2 separate regions of the Homo sapiens genome follow, and region 2 is linked to region 1. A link is an interaction called in ENCODE POLR2A ChIA-PET data of the cell type or tissue named here. Cell type or tissue: MCF 10A. All regions are shown on one strand. Links, peaks and the distances in the headings refer to the core of each region. The heading gives the core; the rest is flanking DNA. Region 1 has its middle 87 kb from the start of PLCXD2-AS1. Region 2 overlaps LOC105374040 (a long non-coding RNA gene).

Region 1 (5,386 bases), core at 291-5,290:
TTAATGTGTATACATAAGAAGAATTACAGAGTAATTACCCCCAGCCTGACATTTCCTTAAAATAGGTGCTTGTATGTTCACCTAAAAGGGGCACTGCTAAAAGAGAGGATGAGGGGTCAGAGGAACACATTTTATCCAAAAAGGGATGCCCCCCCAATCCCATCCGCCACATTCAGCTGAGAACCAGACCAGCGTCTTAGCTATTAGTTCATTGCATGGGTTTTGGTGCCAGACTAGACTTAGATTTGAGATCCAAGTCTACTACCTAAGGTGATAAACTTAAGTCAGTCACTTACTTTTCTAAACTGCAGTACTGGAAGGATAACACAATTGATCTCAGAGGACTGTTGTGAAGTTTAAAGAAGATAATGTTTAGGAAGCTTTAACACAATAGCTCATGTATAGTAAGGCCTCAATAAATGCTAACTATATGTATTATTTAATTATATAACTAGCATTACCATATTATTATTATATAGCCAATATGTGTAATGTTTTGACACTGTCAATAAATTTTGAGGTGTTTATCCCATTTTCAGATATTGGAAACTAAGGCACAGAAGGGTTAAGTACCTTGCCCAAGGGCATCCTAGGGAGCGCTCTGAAGTTATGCCTTGTGATGCCACAATTATCATCATTCTAATCACAGGCCTCTAAGTGTGATCTGATCCAGACCTTCCACCCAGCCCTCCCAAGAACCTGGCCACACTCGTCAGGATTAAAGGAGGAGGTATTATTTCTTCAAGCCCTCCTGGAGTCTCTCTTGGCCTTTTTTGGCTCACATACTGCTGTACGTAGTTTGTGTCTGAAATGGAAAATTTCTGTAACACAATACCCAGCTCTGATCCCCACAGACTCTCAAATAATCTTTCTCTTTTTTTTCTTTTGGTTTGGGTTAAAATATGACTTCATGTGCAAAAAAGAAGCCTCATTTCCCAGCACTCTCAGCAGATTCATAAACATTGCAGACTCAAAGCCCTCTGGTTCCTAAGAGTTCCAAAGAATTAATTCTCCTTTTTTGAAAAAGGAGAGCAATGACTAAGAAGTGAGAAGAGAAATGGAAAGATTAAAACTAGCTGCCTGTTTGGTGCAGGGTATATAGCTCTGAGAGCCCACCCTCTTCTGCACCTGCAAGAATCCTTGCATGTCTCCCAGCACTTCTACAGGCAGCCCCAAGGAAAGGCAGGGAGCCATAGCTGCACTGAGCTTTATGATCCTGCCTGAAAGTGAGTATGTTAGGAAACTGGACAATGCAAATCAAGGATTTTAGGTATTTGATTCATTGACTCCCTAGCATTCTTCTCCCCTGGAGAGTCAACTCTTCACACACTGTTTATGCTGTGTGAACAATACAGTGAATTTCCCTTGAGTGAGTTATTTCTATGACAAGTTACTCTAACATAATAGCGAACTGCAAACTGCACAGGGCTTTGGAGCCCAACTGTTTGACTTTCATTTCCACCTCTACCACTTTCTAGCTGGGTGACCTAGGGCAATTTACTCACACTCTTCATGTTTTAGTTCGCTCATCTGTAAGTGGGACTTGTCATCAACTGTACATTGTGAGATTTTCCTAGGAATAAATTACTTAATAAATTATCAAGTGCTTAGGGCAGTTCCTGATACATAGTAAGCCCCATATGTCTTGCTATTACTATTTATTTTTATTATTATTGTTACTACAACTACTACTCTACTGCAAGGAAAAGAGCAGTGCTATAATCTGAATGTTTGTATCCCCAGAAATTCATGTTTTGAGATCCTAGGTGATGGTATTAGGTTGTAGTATTAGGAGGTGATTCGATCACGAGGACAAAGCCCTTGTGATTAGGATTAGTGCCCTCATAAAAGAGACCCCAGAGCAGGCCAGCCCCTTCTACCACATGATGACACAGTGAGAAGGCACCATTCGTGAACCAGGAAACAGTCCCTCACCAGACACTGAATCTGTTGGTGCCTTGATCTTAGACTTCCCAGTTCCTAGAACTGTGAGGAATGAATTCTGTTTTTTCTAAGCTACCCAGTCTATGATAAATTGTTAAAGCAGCCCGAACAGACGAAGACAAGCAGTTATGGCTATGTTTGCTCAAGAAAATATAATGCCAAAATAGAAAGGAAGCAGTTTGGCCTTCTGGTAATGGTATAACTCTGGATTCAGACAGACCTGCACATGACCTTTGACACCGCTACTCAAGTTGTGTGACCTTTGACAAGCTATGGAACCTCTTTAAATCCACTTTCCCGTTTATAAAATGGAGATAGTAACATTTACCTCATAGGGCTACAGGGAAGATCTGATGAAGTAATGTTTGGGAAGTTCTCAACTGTTGGTCAGCAGCCCAGGAATGGTAGTTATTGTGTGGCAAACTGGTCACATGAACAAAGAAATCCATTAAGTAAGTTTCTCCTAAAAGCACTTACAACCACCCTACTTGATACAACTGACTAAAACAATCCCAACATCTGAGATTCTTACCAAATATACACAGACAGAGTACATGGTAAACTAGCACGGTCCTTTGTATATTTTTCTGTCTCCTGTGTTAAACATGGATTGTTGTTAGGTTGATAAATTGCCTATCACCCCTATTCCCAACCTCCCCTTCTTTATCAGTCACACTTTTGTCCCAGCATATACATGTTGATGTGGTGAGGTTTTGCCAGATTTCATAAAGGGAACTATGATAAAAAAAAATACCCCACTGATCTTCAAGTTTCAATTTTCAGATTATATGAAATTTGTGTGATGAAATAAAGGTTCTTGAGGAATCACAGGTAGGGCACCAGCATCATTCAATTCCAGGGGGCACTGTTTCCATCATACTGTATTAAAGCTAGGCTCCAAGGGCGCCTTTAATGGAGAACACAATAGGATGGTTGCCTCCTGGAGTTGTGCAACAGAATAGCTCTGATCTCAAAGTGCAGGAAACAAGGTCCACTGACACAGACTTGGACTCTAACCTCTCTTCTTTTTGATGAGTCAGACTCTGTCTTCCAAAAGTTAATTTATACTTGCTGAGTGAGAACTTGCTAATACCCAAGCGACATCACCATGAAGAGGAATTGTAGAATCACAGATCTGAGAGTTGAAAGACCAGCACTGGTCATCGGGTCCACCCTCTCCAGTGCCCTAGGGGAACATGCCAGTGCAGTTCCAGTTTGCCTTTGTTAATAGGGCCAAAAAAAGTCTGAGGCTTGGCTTCCAAGGAGTATTAGAGTTCAACAAATTCTCATTCTCAATAGGCAGGCGTGAAACACTCTTAACCCTTGGCTCACTCCACCAGCACATGTGTTTGAAGCCCCTTAGTCTTCACTAACGCACTTTCTAAAGAAGTAGAAGGAAGTTGTGATATCAGCACTGAAGGGTGGTGAGAAAAAAATGGATGGACCCAAACACCAATGGAAGAAGATCATGGAAAGTATTGACTCCAGAACACTAACAAGTGACTGTGCTTTTTCCTTTTATACTTTCCCCTTCTGCCACCCCCACAGGCTTCTTACACAATGTATCATACAGCACTTTAAAGCTGAAAGCCATCCACAAAATTATCTTGTCCTAAGGCACCCAGTTTTCAGATGAGAAAATGAGTCTCAGATGTCAGGCAGTGCAAAGCATCCAGGAAAGATAATCGATCCAAAAATCACTTACATTTTTAGCTGACTTAAAACGGAGAGAGAAATGTATTCAGGTCAGAGCAAGTGGCATTTTTAACTCCATTACATAAATATAGAAGCTAATGCTCAAAATAAAATGGTGATGTAAACTTGGTTCATAAACTTCTCTGCTGGGTTAGACAGTCTATGGTGACATCAGGGCTTGAAGTGAAGATTGGAACTAGGTTATATCCAGAAGTTCCCTGAGAAGGGAGGCTGAGAGGTGAGTGAAAAAATATGTTCCCATTATTTGAAACTTAAGGTGGAAAAGAAGCCAACCTCTAATCAATAATGTAGATTTACTTTAACATTTCATTGTTGCCATTTCTTCTTTTATATGCACACACACACACATACACATACACACATACTGCAAATCAGAAGAATAGAAATCTGAAGTCAAAACACCAGGATTTTTAATTTACTACCTGTGTCATCTTTCTCAGTTTCACATTGTCTTTTCCATAAATTAAAATTTATTATAGTGTCTTTCTTACAGCTTTGTTGTATAGATCAAATAAGATAATGAAGTGTACCTGCTTTGTAAATCATGAAGCAGTAATTTTTAAATACCTTTTTTCAAGAACCTTCTTAAGAATCTGATTAAAGGCCAGGCATGATGTCTTATGCCTGTGATCCCAGCACTTTGGGAGGCCAAGGCAGGTGGATCACTTGAGGCCAGGAGTTCAAGACTAGCCTGGGCAACATGGTAAAACTCCGTCTCTACAACAACAACAAAAAAATTAGCCGGGCATGGTGGTATGCACCTGTAATCCCAGCTACTCAGGAGGCTGAGGCAGAAAAATCGTTTGAACCCAGAAGGCAGAGGTTGCAGTGGAACCCAGGTTATGCCACTGCACTCCATCGTGGGCGACAGAGTGAGACTCTGTCTCAAAAAAAAAAAAAAAAGAATCTGATGAAATCTAAGAAACCTTACCAAAATTTTTACACGTGCATAAAAAGAGTTTTGCATGTAATTTCATAGGGTTTTCAGACATTCTGAAGACACCAATTTAACACCTGCTTGGATAGTGCTTACCAAATGTAGAATATTCCAGCCTGGACAACACAGTATTTTTACAACATGGGATAAATTAAGATGAGTCATTTATTTATTTGATAAACGTTTACTGGACCCTTACTAGGTAGTGCGGGCTGCAGAGGCACTGATATCCTTGTCTTTCAAGAGTTAGCAATCCAGGTTGTGCGCAGTGGCTCATGCCTGTAATCCCAACACTCTGGGAGGCCAAGGCAGGTGAAACACCTGAGATCAGGAGTTCAAGACCAGCCTGGCCAACATAGTGAAACCCCATCTTTACTAAAAATACAAAATTACCAGGTGTGGTGGCACGTGCCTGTAATCCCAGCTACTTGGGAGGCTGAGGCAGGAGAATCGCTGGAACGTGAGACGCAGAGGTTGCAGTGAGCCGAGATTGTGCCATTGCATTCCAGCCTGGGCAACAGAGCCTGACTTCATCTCAAAAAAAAAAAAAAAAAAAAAAAGCAGTCCAAAAACAGTATTAAAGCAAAGGAGTCTCTTTACATGCATTATATCAACTGAGAAAGTCACCTTGCTATGGCATCTGTCCCCAGAGCTCCAGTGTCTGGTTACTCTGTTCAGATGGAGGGTAGTCTGGGTGTCTCTGATTTGAGACAGAGAACCTGCATACAGAAAAGTCAAGGGACTTTTCCAGTGGACTTGGTACACAGAAGGATTTGGGTACAGATGAGC
Region 2 (5,386 bases), core at 168-5,167, 87 kb after region 1:
ATTCTTATGTCAGTCTTGTAAATATAATACTAATACCGTAGGAATCAAGCTCTGGAAATTACCATTAAGAGAATGACCTTTTAAATAGAGCTTCTTTTGTTTTCCATTTGAACAGCACAGCAAGTGAATTTTGATAATCTTCTTTAGGAATATTTGTAACTCAGAAATTCTTAGTTCTTGTCATTATACAAAATAGACACTTGCACATATATTTTATAGCAGTGCAGTTCACAATTGCAAAGATGTGGAACCAACCTAAGTGCCTATCAACTAATGAGTGAATAAAGAAAATGTGGTATAGATACACCATGGAATACTATTCAGCCATTAAAAAGCATGAAATAATGTCTTTTCCAGCAACTTATATGGAGCTGGAGGCCATTATTCTTTTTTTTTTGGGACGGAGTCTCGCTCTGTCGCCCAGGCTAGAGTGCAGTGGCGCGATCTCGGCTCACTGCAAGCTCCGCCTCCCGGGTTCACGCCATTCTCCTGCCTCAGCCTCCCGAGTAGCTGGGACTACAGGCGCCCACCACCACACCCAGCTAATTTTTTGTATTTTTAGTAGAGACAGGGTTTCACCATGTTAGCCAGGATGGTCTCGATCTCCTGACCTTGTGATCCACCCACCTCGGCCTCCCCAAGTGCTAGGATTACAGGCATAAGCCACCGCGCCCAGCCGCTGGAGGCCATTATTCTAAGTGAAATAACAGGGGTGGAAAACTGAAAACCGTATGTTCTCACTTATAAGTGGGAGTTAAGCTATGGGTACACAAAGGTATACAGAGTGACATAATGGACTTTAGAAACTCAAAGGGAGAAGGTGAGGGGGGCAGGGCTAGGGATAAAAAACTGCACATTAGGTAAATGTACACTACTTGCATGATGGGTGCACTAAAATATCAAAATTCATCACTATATAATTCATTCGTGTAATAAAAAATCTACTTGTACCTAAAAAGCTGTTGAAATTTTAAAAAATTTAAAAAGAAATTCTTGGTTTTTGAGGATAGTCATAAATTCAAATGAGACTAAAATAACCATACTAAGATGAAGCAGGAGGATCACTTGACCCCAGGAGCTCAAGACCAGCCTGGGCAATGTAGCAAGATCCCATCTCTACAAAAAAATTTTAAAATCTGGGTGTGGTGGCATGCACTTGTAGTCCTAGTTACTTGGAAGGCTGAGGCACGAGGATGGCTTGAGTCCAGGTTTCAAGTTACAATGATCTATGATTACACCACTATACTCCAGCCTGGGCAAGAGAACAAGACATTGTCTTTAAAGTCAATACATAAATAAATAAAAGAACTATACTAGTCATAACATCACTATCTGTATCTCAGAAATAAATGCTTCAAACAACCATTTAGAATTTATTGAGCACTAACATAAATCTCCAGTCAGAGTTGAGTGCTATAAAATAATGTTTTTGGCCAGGCGTGGTGGCTCACGCCTGTAATCCCAGCACTTTGGGAGGCCGAGTCAGGCAGATCACGAGGTCAGGAGATGGAGACCAACCTGGCTAACACAGTGAAACCCCGTCTCTACTAAAAATACAAAAAATTAGCTGGGTGTGGTGGTGGTGACCTGTAGTCCCAGCTACTCGGGAGGCTGAGGCAGGAGAATGGCATGAACCCATGAGGCAGAGCTTGCAGTGAGCCGAGATCACGCCACTGCACTCCAGCCTGGGTGACAGAGCGAGATTCTGTCTTAAAAAAAAAAAAAAAAAAAAAAGGTTTTTACTAGTGTTCTTTGCGATTCTCCTGAGAGAAGCAATGACATTGCCCCCATCAAGTGGAAAATTAAAAATGGTCTGGCAAGTAGCTCTGAGCCCCTGCAGACACAGCCAGTTAATTGGAATGTTGTCACTGAATTTCTAGTCCATCAGTGACCCAACAGCCAAAATGGGCCTGCTCATGTGTATTTCTGTGAGCATTTTAGGATCTGTGACTACAGAGTAATCATAACTCTGAAAAAGGAAAAGGGCAGTCAGGAGTGGATGGAGAGATTTAATATCTTAATTGTGGCCCTAATGAATACGCAGTTCTCAGTTGAGCAGCCTCGACTTGAGACTGACACCTTGTTTAATACAGGAAGTAGAGTGCGGCTTTATTAAAGTCTTTAAATGTTGTGGCTGGAGCTCATATTTCTTTTTCACCCTATGCCTATATAATCATGTTGTTCCACTTCCTACATAGCCGCTGGCTCTTCCTGTTGTCCCGCAGCAAGAAGCCAGTGCAAGTTTAGAGTAAGGAAATGACATAATTAAAATGGTATTCGATGCGAAGCCTAAAATTCAAAGCCCCATCTTTCCCCTTTCCTCAAATCTGGCCCCAGCACCCTAGATCTTATCTCCTACTCCTCCCTCCCCAGCTCAGGCGGCTGTATTACTCACTCTTTCCCAAATCTGCCTTGGCTTTACTGTCCTCCTACATTGCTCATGGTCTTTCCTCTGCCTAGAAGGCCCCTCAACCTTTTTTTTTTCAATATGAAACTCACATATGTTGTCTTCCCTGTTGGACTCATAGGACACAAATACCCCTTCACCTGAACTCTTCTGTATCATTGTTTTTTAGTATATATTACATTATCATATTACAGTTATATGCTAGGCAGTATAAAACAGAGTAGGTGCTTCGTAAATTTGCCTTTAACATTCCTCATGTTCTGAATCCTGGCCCCTGCTCTCAGTTGTCAGAATTCTCCCGTGTGCTGAAGTCTGTGTATATCTGACACATCAATTTGGACATCTATCCAAATTGGGTAGATGCCCAAGGTGGCATTCTCCCTCTCTCTCTCGCTCTCTCTCTCTCCATATATATGTAAAATATATATTATATATACAATTATGTTATATGTAAAGATCATATATAATACACATATATTATATATACATAAATTAATATTATACATAGGATTATATATTATAATAATCCTTATGTATAATTATCTTTATACATAATATAATTATCTTTATGTATAACATTAAGGACAAATTGAAATCAAGGTATGGTATAACTGGAGGGATGATGAAAGTCAGATGAAAGGAAAAACAAAGAAAACCAACAGAGAGAAGAGAAGCTGAGTTCTCTTCAGTATCGAGGAATACTGCTGTTAAGGTGTTGGTTTCTTTTTTCCATGATAAGCAGATAAGATACAGAGAAACTCCTTGTTTTAAGCCCACTACGCAGGCAAAGTAGACCAATTCAGGGTCCTCAAGTGATAAGAAAAGTGAGCCAGATAACACAGCTGGGATAGGTTAATCTAAAAGACACACACACACACACACACACACACACATACACACACACCATCCTTTTCCTGCCTGATTACAATACAGACTCACAGAAAAGATTGGGGGTAGGGCAGAAGGAGAACGTTTAATGCAGAAATTAATCAGATGTTCCAAATAGATTTACATTTTTCTCATAATTAGAGAACCTACCTTGTAATTGTTTAAAGATAAACCAGCACATGGGGATAATCATTAAACTTGAGGAGACAAAAATTAGGTGTTTCCCTTTTTATGCCCCTAGGAGGTTAAAAAGTTATTTTCACTTTAGTTTTGGTTAACATTCTGGTATTAATTTGATTAATATGTTATTTATACTTTATCTATTTAAATATATATTAGAGAATGTATAGTAAAAACCAAATATTCAATAAGGTTATTGGAATAAAAATACATCAACATTTTAAAAAGGAGAGGAAAGCAAAGTCTTTATTACCGTTACACAAAAATTTAATGGTAAGCTTGACTCTGGGCTTCCTGGCAACAAGGATACAAAGAGAAACAGTGGGTTACATAGTTTCCCTTAACAACAGTTGCAGATCCAATGTGAAAATAGATGAAGATGACTTTTCTAAGAAATGAAAGTACATTCATTTTTTAGAGAGACAATTTATCTAAGTACTAAAAAGAGTGTGTAAATTGGAACTGAACTTATATAGGACAGTCAGTGTATAACTCAATGGTCAACATCATTATCAATAGTTCCAGAAAGGCAAACGTGGTTGGAAACTACTCTGCTGGGTGTTCTTTTTGTGCTGTCTGTCCTCTGTGCAAGGAATGGTACCTACATTAACACACTGGCTCATAAAATGTGAGTTCAGCCAGGTGCGGTGGCTCACACCTGTAATCCCAGCACTTTGGAAGGCCGAGGTGGGTGGATCAACTGAGGTCAAGAGTTCAAGACCAGCCTGACCAACATGGTGAAATCCCATCTCTTCTAAAAATACAAAATTAGCTAGGCATGGTGGTGCATGCCTGTAATCCCAGCTACTCCAGAGGCTGAAGCAGGAGAATCGCTTAAACCCAGTAGGCAGAGGTTGTGAGCCAAGATCGTGCCATTGCACTCCAGCCTGAGCAACAAGAGCAAGACTCCATCTCCAAAAAAAAAAAAATAGTTCTTACTTTTCAGAATAGAAGTTTGCTTCTCAGTGAAGATAAATAATGCACTCAAATTACTTGGCTATTGTATTAGTCCGTTCTCACACTCCTATAAAGAAATACCTGAGACTGGGTAACTTATAAAGGAAAGAGGTTTAATTGACTCACAGTTTCACATTGCTGGGGAGGCCTCAGGAAGCTTACAATCATGGCAAAAGGCAAAGGAGAAGCAGACACTTTCTTCACAGGGCAGCAGGACAGAATGAATGCAAGAAGGGGAAATGCCAGACACTTACAAAACCATCAGATCTCATGAGAACTCACTATCATGAGAACAGCATGGGGGAAACTGCCCCCAAGATCCAATTACCTCCACCTGGTCCCACCCTTGACACTTGGGGATTATGAGAATTACAATTCCAGGTGAGATTTGGTTTGGGACACAGAGCCAAACCATATTAGCTAGCAAAGGGGCTGAATCAGGGCTTAAAACCCAGTTCTGCCTTACTTCACAGTCAATGATTTTTCCACTGCACTTTGCAAGTAGAAACTTCTTGATTCATTAAATCATCATAATATTAAAGCGAACTTCAGCACAAACAATTGTTCCATGAGTTAAACTGCAGTAAGATTGAAATGAGTTAATAGCTACAAAGATTTGTTAGGCTATCATTGCAGAGAAAGGAGCAAATATACAGATTCAGGACATAAAAAGTTAATCAAATCCAACCGATCTTTTCTAATAAAAGAGAACAATAGCAAAAATAATTACAAATGGAATAACATAAATAATTCATAATATCACTGTATGTGTTTCAAAGTGAGCAGGTATGTACAAACCTACTCCCAAAGACCACAGAAGCTGAAAAGCCAAAGAAAGAGGCTGACAAGTCCAGTTTCTCAGAAAGAAACATTTAATAGAGACTTATGAACAGAAGCCATGTCCCCAGTGGCTGTGAAAAAAGATGGTGCATCTCCACGCTGTCACTCCCAGAG

The links. ChIA-PET counts read pairs that join two places held together with the same protein. Peaks named below come from ENCODE experiments on the same cell type or tissue, not always from the same donor. Only the 100,000 strongest peaks of a DNase experiment are listed, where the experiment ranks them.
Region 2: POLR2A ChIA-PET joins it to region 1 with 12 read pairs; 10 of 35 experiments call an interaction of 5 or more read pairs at or near these places.

Annotation. Positions count from the first base shown.
Region 1 is chr3:111,761,897-111,767,282 of GRCh38, forward strand. It overlaps a transcript of PHLDB2 not described here. Among named protein-coding and RNA genes, the nearest start is that of PLCXD2-AS1, 87 kb to the left of the region's middle. In MCF 10A, for the core only: no CTCF peak of the experiment used is centred there; a DNase peak (open chromatin) is centred at 2,905.
Region 2 is chr3:111,849,483-111,854,868 of GRCh38, forward strand. The region is part of intron 1 of LOC105374040 (a long non-coding RNA gene); the gene reads right to left. It also overlaps a transcript of PHLDB2 not described here. Among named protein-coding and RNA genes, the nearest start is that of PHLDB2, 7.1 kb to the right of the region's middle. In MCF 10A, for the core only: no CTCF peak of the experiment used is centred there; DNase peaks (open chromatin) are centred at 1,219 and 2,239.